2 separate regions of the Mus musculus genome follow, and region 1 is linked to region 2. The links are chromatin loops, found by intact Hi-C in ENCODE. Cell type or tissue: gastrocnemius. All regions are shown on one strand. Each heading gives the region's core, and the rest is flanking DNA. Links, peaks and the distances in the headings are about the cores only. Region 1 holds the start of Gm26590 (a long non-coding RNA gene). Region 2 overlaps Hnrnpc (heterogeneous nuclear ribonucleoprotein C).

What was found. A loop is a pair of places that touch in the nucleus more often than their neighbours do. Peaks named below come from ENCODE experiments on the same cell type or tissue, not always from the same donor. Only the 100,000 strongest peaks of a DNase experiment are listed, where the experiment ranks them.
Region 1: a loop joins it to region 2, with 2.2 times the contacts of the local background. A loop is called at or near these places in 3 of 42 quality-filtered maps.

The regions. Positions count from the first base shown.
Region 1 is chr14:52,202,552-52,206,947 of GRCm38, reverse strand. Chd8 (chromodomain helicase DNA binding protein 8) reads left to right here. Exons shown (of 38, transcript NM_201637.3): 30 at 1-97; 31 at 1,144-1,352; 32 at 1,442-2,158; 33 at 2,364-2,515; 34 at 2,769-3,071; 35 at 4,331-4,396. It overlaps Gm26590 (a long non-coding RNA gene), which reads right to left and starts at 2,039. Exons shown (of 4, transcript XR_003951241.1): 1 at 1,953-2,039; 2 at 1,008-1,367. In gastrocnemius, for the core only: no CTCF peak of the experiment used is centred there; no DNase peak of the experiment used is centred there.
Region 2 is chr14:52,077,010-52,081,405 of GRCm38, reverse strand. Hnrnpc (heterogeneous nuclear ribonucleoprotein C) reads left to right here. Exons shown (of 9, transcript NM_001170981.2): 5 at 99-146; 6 at 3,843-4,003. Among named protein-coding and RNA genes, the nearest start is that of Hnrnpc, 25 kb to the left of the region's middle. In gastrocnemius, for the core only: a CTCF peak has its summit at 1,792 (motif pointing right); no DNase peak of the experiment used is centred there.

The DNA.
Region 1 (4,396 bases), core at 320-4,319, 130 kb before region 2:
TGAAGATGGAGGCTGCGGAACGTGGGGACCGGAGACGCCGACGATGTGAAGCAGCCTTTAAGCTCAAAGAAATCGCAAGGCGGGAAAAACAACAACGGTAAGTGGTACAGCAAGGAGTTTGTCATAAGCTCTGGGTCCTGTAGTGAGAGAGCATAGGAGGGGTGATTTTCTTGAAATTCTCACAGATGGAGCAGGAACATGTTGACTACCTTCATCTCTACCTAGTACTTAAGACCTTTGCTGTGGGCTAGGGATATTACAGCGAAAAAACCAATTTCCTTAGGTTCAACAGCCAAGACAATATGAAGATGCCTGTGCAGATATTCTTTAAAATCTCTATATTTGTGCGTGTGTGTGTGTGTGTGTGAGAGAGAGAGAGAGAGAGAATGCCACTTGTTTGTACTTATTCATGGAGGCCAGAAGATGGCATTCGATGCGCTGGAGCTCTAGTTTCAGGCATCTGTGAGCCACGCCATGTGGTGCTGGAAACTGAATGTCGGACTTCTGCAGAGCAGCAAGCAATCTTAACTGCTGAGCCAGCTCTCCAGCCCGTTGTACTTTTTTTTTTTTTTTTGAGATGGTAATGTGGCCCCAGCTGGCCTGAAACTTACCATATAGACTAAGCTGTCTTTGAATTCACCTGCCTGCCTCTTGCTTCCCAAGAGGTGTGCACCACCATGCCCAGAAAATTTTTATTATACTTGCTTTGTGTGCAAGCATGTATATTTTTGACATGTGTGTCTAGTGCCCAATAAGGTCAGGAATGGCATTTCCCCTGGAACTGGAGTTATGGAGAGTTGTTTACCACCATGTGAGTGCTGGGAACCAAACCTATGTCCTCTGCAAAAGCAACAAGTATTCTTAACCACTAAGCCATCTCTCCAGCCCCTTATTTATTTTTTTTAATAAAAAAAAAAAAAAAGAATTCATTGTGAAAAGGATTTAGTATAGGTGTAGACACAGTGTCTGAGTCAAAGGGGATAGCAGAGGCACGATGATGAAAGTACCTGGCAGTTGGCATGCACTTTATAAGAGAGAGCTGCCTGCTGTCCTCACTGTAAGTTTCAGGAATTATAAACCATCCACAGCATAGCCAGGTTTCCTGTCTTCTGGTCACCATTGCTTTCCCTTTCCCTGTCACAGGTGGACAAGGCGTGAGCAAACTGATTTCTACCGAGTAGTATCTACCTTTGGTGTGGAGTATGACCCTGACAACATGCAGTTTCACTGGGATCGCTTCCGCACTTTTGCTCGCCTGGACAAAAAAACAGATGAAAGCCTTACCAAGTACTTCCATGGTTTTGTGGCCATGTGTCGACAAGTGTGCCGCCTTCCCCCAGCTGCTGGTGATGGTGAGATGGTAGAGTCTAGGGTAAACGGGTCTGTGTTGTTAACACATCAACCTTTGGTTAATTTCTTTTCTCACCTATGTTGGTTGCAGAACCTCCAGACCCTAATCTGTTCATTGAGCCCATCACTGAAGAGAGAGCCTCGAGGACTCTCTACCGAATTGAGTTGCTTCGACGCTTACGGGAACAAGTTTTATGCCACCCCCTTTTAGAAGATCGGCTGGCATTGTGTCAGCCTCCAGGTCTTGAATTGCCCAAATGGTGGGAACCTGTCCGTCATGATGGGGAGCTCCTACGAGGAGCAGCCCGCCATGGGGTGAGCCAAACAGACTGCAACATCATGCAGGACCCAGACTTCTCTTTTCTGGCTGCCCGTATGAATTATATGCAGAACCATCAGGCGGGAGCATCAGCTGCATCCCTGTCGCGATGCTCCACTCCACTGCTGCACCAGCAGTGTACCTCACGTACTGCTTCACCATCACCCCTGCGCCCAGATGCTCCTGTTGAAAAGTCACCTGAGGAAAGTACTGTTCAGGTCCCCAATCTGGAGAGTCTGACTTTAAAGTTAGAGGATGAGGTTGTGGCTAGGAGCCGACTCACCTCACAAGACTATGAAGTACGCGTAGGCTCTTCAGATACAGCTCCTCTGTCCCGGAGTGTCCCACCAGTGAAACTGGAGGACGAGGATGATTCAGACTCTGAGCTGGACTTGAGCAAGTTGTCACCATCCTCCTCCTCTTCTTCATCCTCGTCCAGCTCCAGCTCCAGCACTGACGAGAGTGAAGACGAGAAGGAAGAGAAGTTAAGTGAGTGCATGTAACAGATCATGGCCTCCCGATCCCCGCTCTGCTTCTTCCGTTCTGTTCTAAGTGCAGCCTCTTCAGAGAGATTTCAGTTGATAATTGATAAAATGTCAGAGTACCTCTATTATTCATTGGGCCTACTTCACAATACCATTCCAATTTAACATTGTTCTGTTATTTTTGCCCACAAATGCTGTGTGATTTCTAGCTGCTGACCGGTCCCGCCCAAAGCTCTATGATGAAGAGAGCCTTCTGTCCCTTACTATGTCCCAAGATGGATTCCCAAATGAAGATGGAGAACAAATGACCCCTGAGTTGCTGCTACTGCAGGAAAGACAAAGAGCCTCTGAATGGCCTAAGGTACCAGTCTCATTTGCATAAGCAGAGTCCATGCTATCTAAGGGGAATAAGAGATAGTGTTAATACTTTGTTTCTCCTTTGTTTAGAACTACCAATGTTTTTAAGAAGCTCTATAGCTTATTTATGGATGTAATAGTTTTACCTCCTTTCAGTCTTTTCATTGTATCTGGTATAGTAATAATAGCATGATTATGTAGCTGAGGATGGTATAGTGTTCAGATTCTATACATCTTATGTTCTTTTTGCCACTCAGGATCGTGTTCTGATAAACCGCATTGACCTCGTCTGCCAGGCTGTACTCTCAGGGAAATGGCCTTCTAACCGCCGGAGCCAGGAAGTGACAGCAGGAGGAATTTTGGGGCCAGGCAACCATTTATTAGACAGTCCCTCTTTGACCCCAGGAGAAGATGGGGACTCTCCAGTCCCCACGCCACGAAGTGGCAGTGCAGCTTCCATGGCGGAGGAAGAGGCATCTGCAGTCACCACAGCGGCGGCCCAGTTTACGAAACTTCGGCGAGGCATGGATGAGAAAGAGTTTACAGTTCAGATCAAAGATGTAAGCTCAGCATTTAGGCAGCAACAAGTAGGGGAGGAGGTGGGGCCTGTTAGCTATTGTCACGAATAGCACACTAGCACTTGAAGGCCGAGGCATGTGGATCACTAAACACAAGGCTAGCAGTAAGTGCCATCCTATATAGTGAGACTCTCAACAAAAAAAAAAAAAAAAAAAAAAAAAGAAGAAGAAGGAAAAAGAAGGCTTTAATCCCAGCATGTGGGAGGCAGAGGCAGAGCATATCTGAGTTCAAGGCCAGCCTGGTCTACAAAGAGATTTCCAGGACAGCCAAAGCTAAACCAAGAAACTGTCTTGGGAAAAAAAAAAATAATAATAATAATAAAACCCTTATACACATTTTGTTATCTCATTTTGGAAGTCAGAGTACACAATAATCTATTTAGAAAAAAATCTTTAGAGTAAAGGAAGGATGAATTCCTGAAAATTAAACTAAGTGAAACCATAGGTTATTCAATTAGAATCATAATTTTGAGGGAAAAAAATGACCATTTTACAAGGGTCACATAAGACCACCAAAAAACAGATATTTACATTATAATTCATAACACTAGCAAAGTTACATTTATGAAATAGCAAAACAATTTTATGGTTGGGGGTCACCATAACTTGTACTGTATAGGAAGGCTGAGAACCTCTGACAGACAGACAGACATGAGAGAGAGAGAGAGAGAGAGAGAGAACCCACACCATAAAGTCTTACCAGCATAAGTACCAACAGAGAGGGCAGCAAATAGGCATGCTGGCACAGAAGAGGGACGGCTCACAAGGCCTTGACCTTAGTAAAGAACTATAGTCAACTAAAGGCTGCTGAGGAATGGAAGAAATTTTAGTCCTTTGGAGGGAGGTGTATACTGACCAGTTATCCAATAGTAAATGATCAGCCCTGAAAAACATCCAAACAACATATATGCTTGTAACAACAATTAATGAAAAATGAGGCCATGAATTTGAAAGAGAGCAAGGAGAAGTATATGGAAGAGTTTGGAGGGAGGAAAGGGGAGGGGGAAATGATGGTAGTATGTTTATAATCTCAGAAATAAAATGTAATTTTATAAAGGGAACAAAAAAAAAAACCTGTATGGAGGCTATTAGTTAAAGGCATGAAATCTTTCTTAGGAAAAGGTTTCATTCTATATCTGATTTCTGTTCTTCAGTCAGACAGCCAAAGTTCTCCCAGTCTAATCTTTACTGGCTATAAGAATGTTTCATGTGATGTCTTGGCTGGTTGCTTGTCTTCATAGGAAGAAGGATTGAAGTTAACATTCCAGAAGCATAGATTGATGGCTAATGGTGTAATGGGAGATGGA
Region 2 (4,396 bases), core at 282-4,281:
ATCTATTTGTTGTGGTTTGTTTGGCCTGTTTTCACCCCACCTGCCTGTTGAATTAACAACAGCAGCTCCAAAATAATCTTTTGAAATTTATCTTTCAGTTCCTCATTTGACTTGGACTATGACTTTCAACGGGATTATTATGACAGGTATGTATGAGGCTTCTCATATGTGTTTATGATGATAGTTAGAAAGCCAGGCACTGACTTTTTAAAGCAATAAAAAGATTCAAATGCTGCTTTCTTTTTTCTTTTTGTTTTTTTTTGTTTGTTTGTTTTTCAAGACAGGGTTTCTCTATGTAGCCCTGGCTGTCTTGGAACTCACTCTGTAGACCATGCTGGCCTCGAACTCAGAAATCCTCCTGTCTCTGCCTCCTGAGTGCTGGGATTAAAGGTGTGAGCCACCACGCCCAACTTCAAATGCTGCTTTTTATGCAAATAAAGTTAATACTTTACCACTATGATGTTTGGAAATACAAATGTCAGGTTTTCTTATGCTAAATAGAGATTGTTGAAGAAGGCATAAGAAAATTCACAAAATCCAATTTGTTTTATTCTTGTGTATTTTCCCACACAGTGATAAGTGCCTGCTAACAAAGTGAGAGGACAAAACACATTGCATATGTACCACAGCAGGGAGAGTCAGAGAATTTTCTTTTCTTATAGGAAACAGTACATTAGTAGCCAAACATAGCATGCATCACAGACATATACTTTATAAGTTTGTGCCTGGTTCTTCCTCCCAGCTCCATGGTCCTTAAGTAAGACTCACACTCAATATATTTACAATACCTTGGCCTTATAGCTAGGCTCTTCTCTGACTAGATCATAACTTATGACCCATTTACTCTAACCTACATTCTGCTATCTGTCTGGCTACCTTTGCTCAAGTGCCATGTGTCCATTGTCACATCTTCCTAAGCAATTCCTTGTGCCTCATATTATCCTAGAATCCTTTCTGTCTGCTGGATGTCTTACCGCCTATTTCCTATTCGATAGGCCAACAGATTTACTATTAATAGATACTACATATATATACAGACATAAGATATTTTCTCTATTTGTGAGGTTAAGCTCTTATATCTACCTCCCAACAACTGGAATTAGAGGTATAGTTACCATTTCTAGCTCTATTTACAATATTCAAATTTTTTTCTCCCTTGTGTTTGGTTTTACTCTTTGTAGCACTTTTTTTTTTTTTTTTTTTTTTTTGGAGACAGGGTTTCTCTGTGAAGCCCTGGCTCTTAACATTTCCTCTAATACACTGTAATTTCCTGGCTTTTGTTTTAAGAGACTACCTCTAACTCTAGCTGGCCTTGAACCCACTGAGTTTGCCTCAGGGATTTAAGGTTAGCACTGTCCCGCTCTTTTTTTTGAAAAACAATGACAAGCTTGGAAGTCTTAGGGATTGAGATAAAAACATCCTGAATTCAGGTACTAGGAAGATTCTAACCGATACTTTGCCCCAACCCTAAATTGGACCTCTGACGAAAGAACACTAATATTGAAAAGATCTCAAAGGACAGTGAGACATGCATAATAAGCAATGCTATTTTTTTTTCTTTAGATTTATTGTGGGCTGGAGAGATGGCTCAGTGGTTAAGAGCACTGCTGCTCTTCCAGAGGCCCTGAGTTCATTTCCCAGCAAACACATGGTGGCTCACAACCATCTTTTGGTGTGTCTGAAAACAGCTACTGTGCACTCATAAATACAAGTAAATCTTTTAAAATGTATATTAGTGCTCTATCTGCATGTATGCCTGAATGCCAGAAGGGGGCATCAGGTCCCAGTACAGATGGTTGTGAACCACCACGTGGTTGCCAGGAATTGAACTCAGAACCTCTGGAAGAACATTTGGTGCTCTTAACCCCTGAGCCATCTCTCCAATAATGCTAAATTTTTTTAGTGCTTGGGCTAAGGTATAAAGCCAGGATATGATAGTGAATTTGTGGTCTACATTAGCCTACATTATTTTTGGCTTGGAAGTCTTTCAGGGAGACTAAAATTTTTTCTTCCCATTAAATATATCATTGATGTTTGTTAACATTTTCTTCCATAGCCTTTCATGTTGTTGTTGTTTTTTTTTTTTTTTTAAAGATTTATTTATTTATTTTATGTAAGTACACTGTAGCTGTCTTCAGACACCCCAGAAGAGGGCGTCAGATCTTGTTACAGATGGTTGTGAGCCACCATGTGGTTGCTGGGATTTGAACTTCAGACCTTTGGAAGAGCAGTCGGGTGCTCTTACCCACTGAGCCATCTCACCAGCCCCAGCCTTTCATGTTTAACCTGCTTAAAAAATGAGAAAAATAAATTCAGATGAAGGATTCCATAAGTCATATAATTGGCACCATTGCTCTTGCATATATTGGGAGACTTCTCTTTGTAGTATAGATGTTTTAGTCTAAACCATTGTACTTTTTGAAAGTGGTAATGACCTTGCTTTTGTTTTGTTTAGACTTGGTCTTTCTTGTGTTTTGTTGCTCCTGGCTTGGGGAGTCTCATGTAGCCCAGGTCTGCCCAAGATCCTCCTTGCCTCAGTCTCTTGAGTGTGGGGTTACATGATTTACCACTACATCTGACTTTTATAGTTTTTCAAAGACTATGTATACCATTCTTAACAGTACTTGGTGAGATGGTTAGTGTTAAGTTCCTGTGACTGCTGAAGCCACATAAATGAGAGATGGTCCCTATAAAACTGTGCATCCTTCTGTAGTACGCAGAGCTCCAGCTCCATTGAACACTGTAAACTTTTCTCTAGATTACTTCATTACCTATAACTTAGTATTGATTAAAACTATCACTTAGCAAGTAATACGCAGATACTCCTGTCCTGTAAAAACTTACTGCTAATTCGTAGTGTAATAGGACCTTTCCTAGTGTTTTCAGCTTGTAACTCAAAAGAAGTAGCTAGCAAACTCTTCCTTGAACCACAGAAATCAATGACACTGAAAGGGGAACAAATTGGTTAAATATAGTAGAGCTGGAGAAAGTAATGTGTTAACACTAAAATTTTTCAATTTTACAAAAATAAATTCAAAACAAAACTTTTTAAAATTAACTTATCTTGGTTCCTCCGAGATGGCTCAGCAGGTAAAATGTGTCTGCCACCAAGTATGATGGGTCATATTTACTTTCCAGGGTTCCATGGAGAAAAAAAATTCACATAAATTATTCTGACTGGCCTCAGAATAATATCTAGAACTTGAATAAAATCAGAACACCTTTTTGTTGTAGTTGACTTTATGTGAATTGTTTAAGTATAAGGTAAAAGCAATTCATTCTAACTTACATTCTCTTAAAATTTCCATAAACTGGAAACAGTCCATTTTTTAAGTCTAGTCAAGCCTATCATTTACTGTATGTGTGAGGGGGGGCTCTTTCCTCTTGCAGCATTTTTCATCAAATTGAGTTTTGAATAACATAAAAAGGAAAAGAGGTGACTAAAACCAGTAATCCTGTTGTTATGCTCTGGTTGTATCTTGAGTTAATCTCTTCTCCTTCCTCTCCCCTCTCCCCTTCCCTCCTCCTCTCCTCTTCTCCTCTCTCCTCTCCTCTCCCCTCCCCCCTTCCCGTCTTCTCTCCTCTCCTTCCCTCCCTTCCCCTCTTCTCTCCTCTCCTCCCCTCCCCTCTCCCCTCCTTCTCCCTCTCCTCTCTTTCGTTTTTCGAGACAGGGTTTCTCTGTATAGCCCTGGCTGTCTGGAACTCACTCTGTAGACCAGGCTGGCTTCAAATTCAGAAATCCGCCTGCCTCTGCCTCGGGAGTGCTAGGATTAAAGGTGTGGGCCACCATGCCTGGCTGGAGTTAAATATTCACTTTGAAGAATTATTTCTTTAACCCACAGGATGTACAGTTACCCAGCGCGGGTTCCTCCTCCTCCTCCTATTGCTCGAGCTGTGGTGCCTTCCAAACGTCAGCGTGTTTCAGGGAACACCTCACGAAGGGGCAAAAGTGGATTCAATTCGAAGAGTGGACAAAGGGGATCTTCTTCCAAGTCTGGAAAATGTATGTTGTTTTTGTTTGTTTGGTGTTTTTTATGCAGCACACTCCACCTCCCAGGTAGTGCTTTTTTTTCCTGGCATTTGTGTGTAAGGGGTGGGGGCCAGTGTTTATTCCTGAGTGTTGATTCTTCTGAAGATGTAGTTGTGGGTGTGAGATAATCTGATTTGGGTGTTGAGAACTGAACTTCCCTGAGAGCTTCTGCAAGTATAAACTAGCAAACTCAACCACTTAGCTACCTATTCTTCCTGTTCTTGAGAAATTGCTAGCATTGACATAACTAGAGTGTAAACTTGAGTCTGGGTGATGTCCACTTAGTAAAGCTAATGCTTCAAGGGTAAGGACCTTGGTTTGTATCCCAAGCATTCATATAGAGCAGACCATCTTAGATGTCTTTAA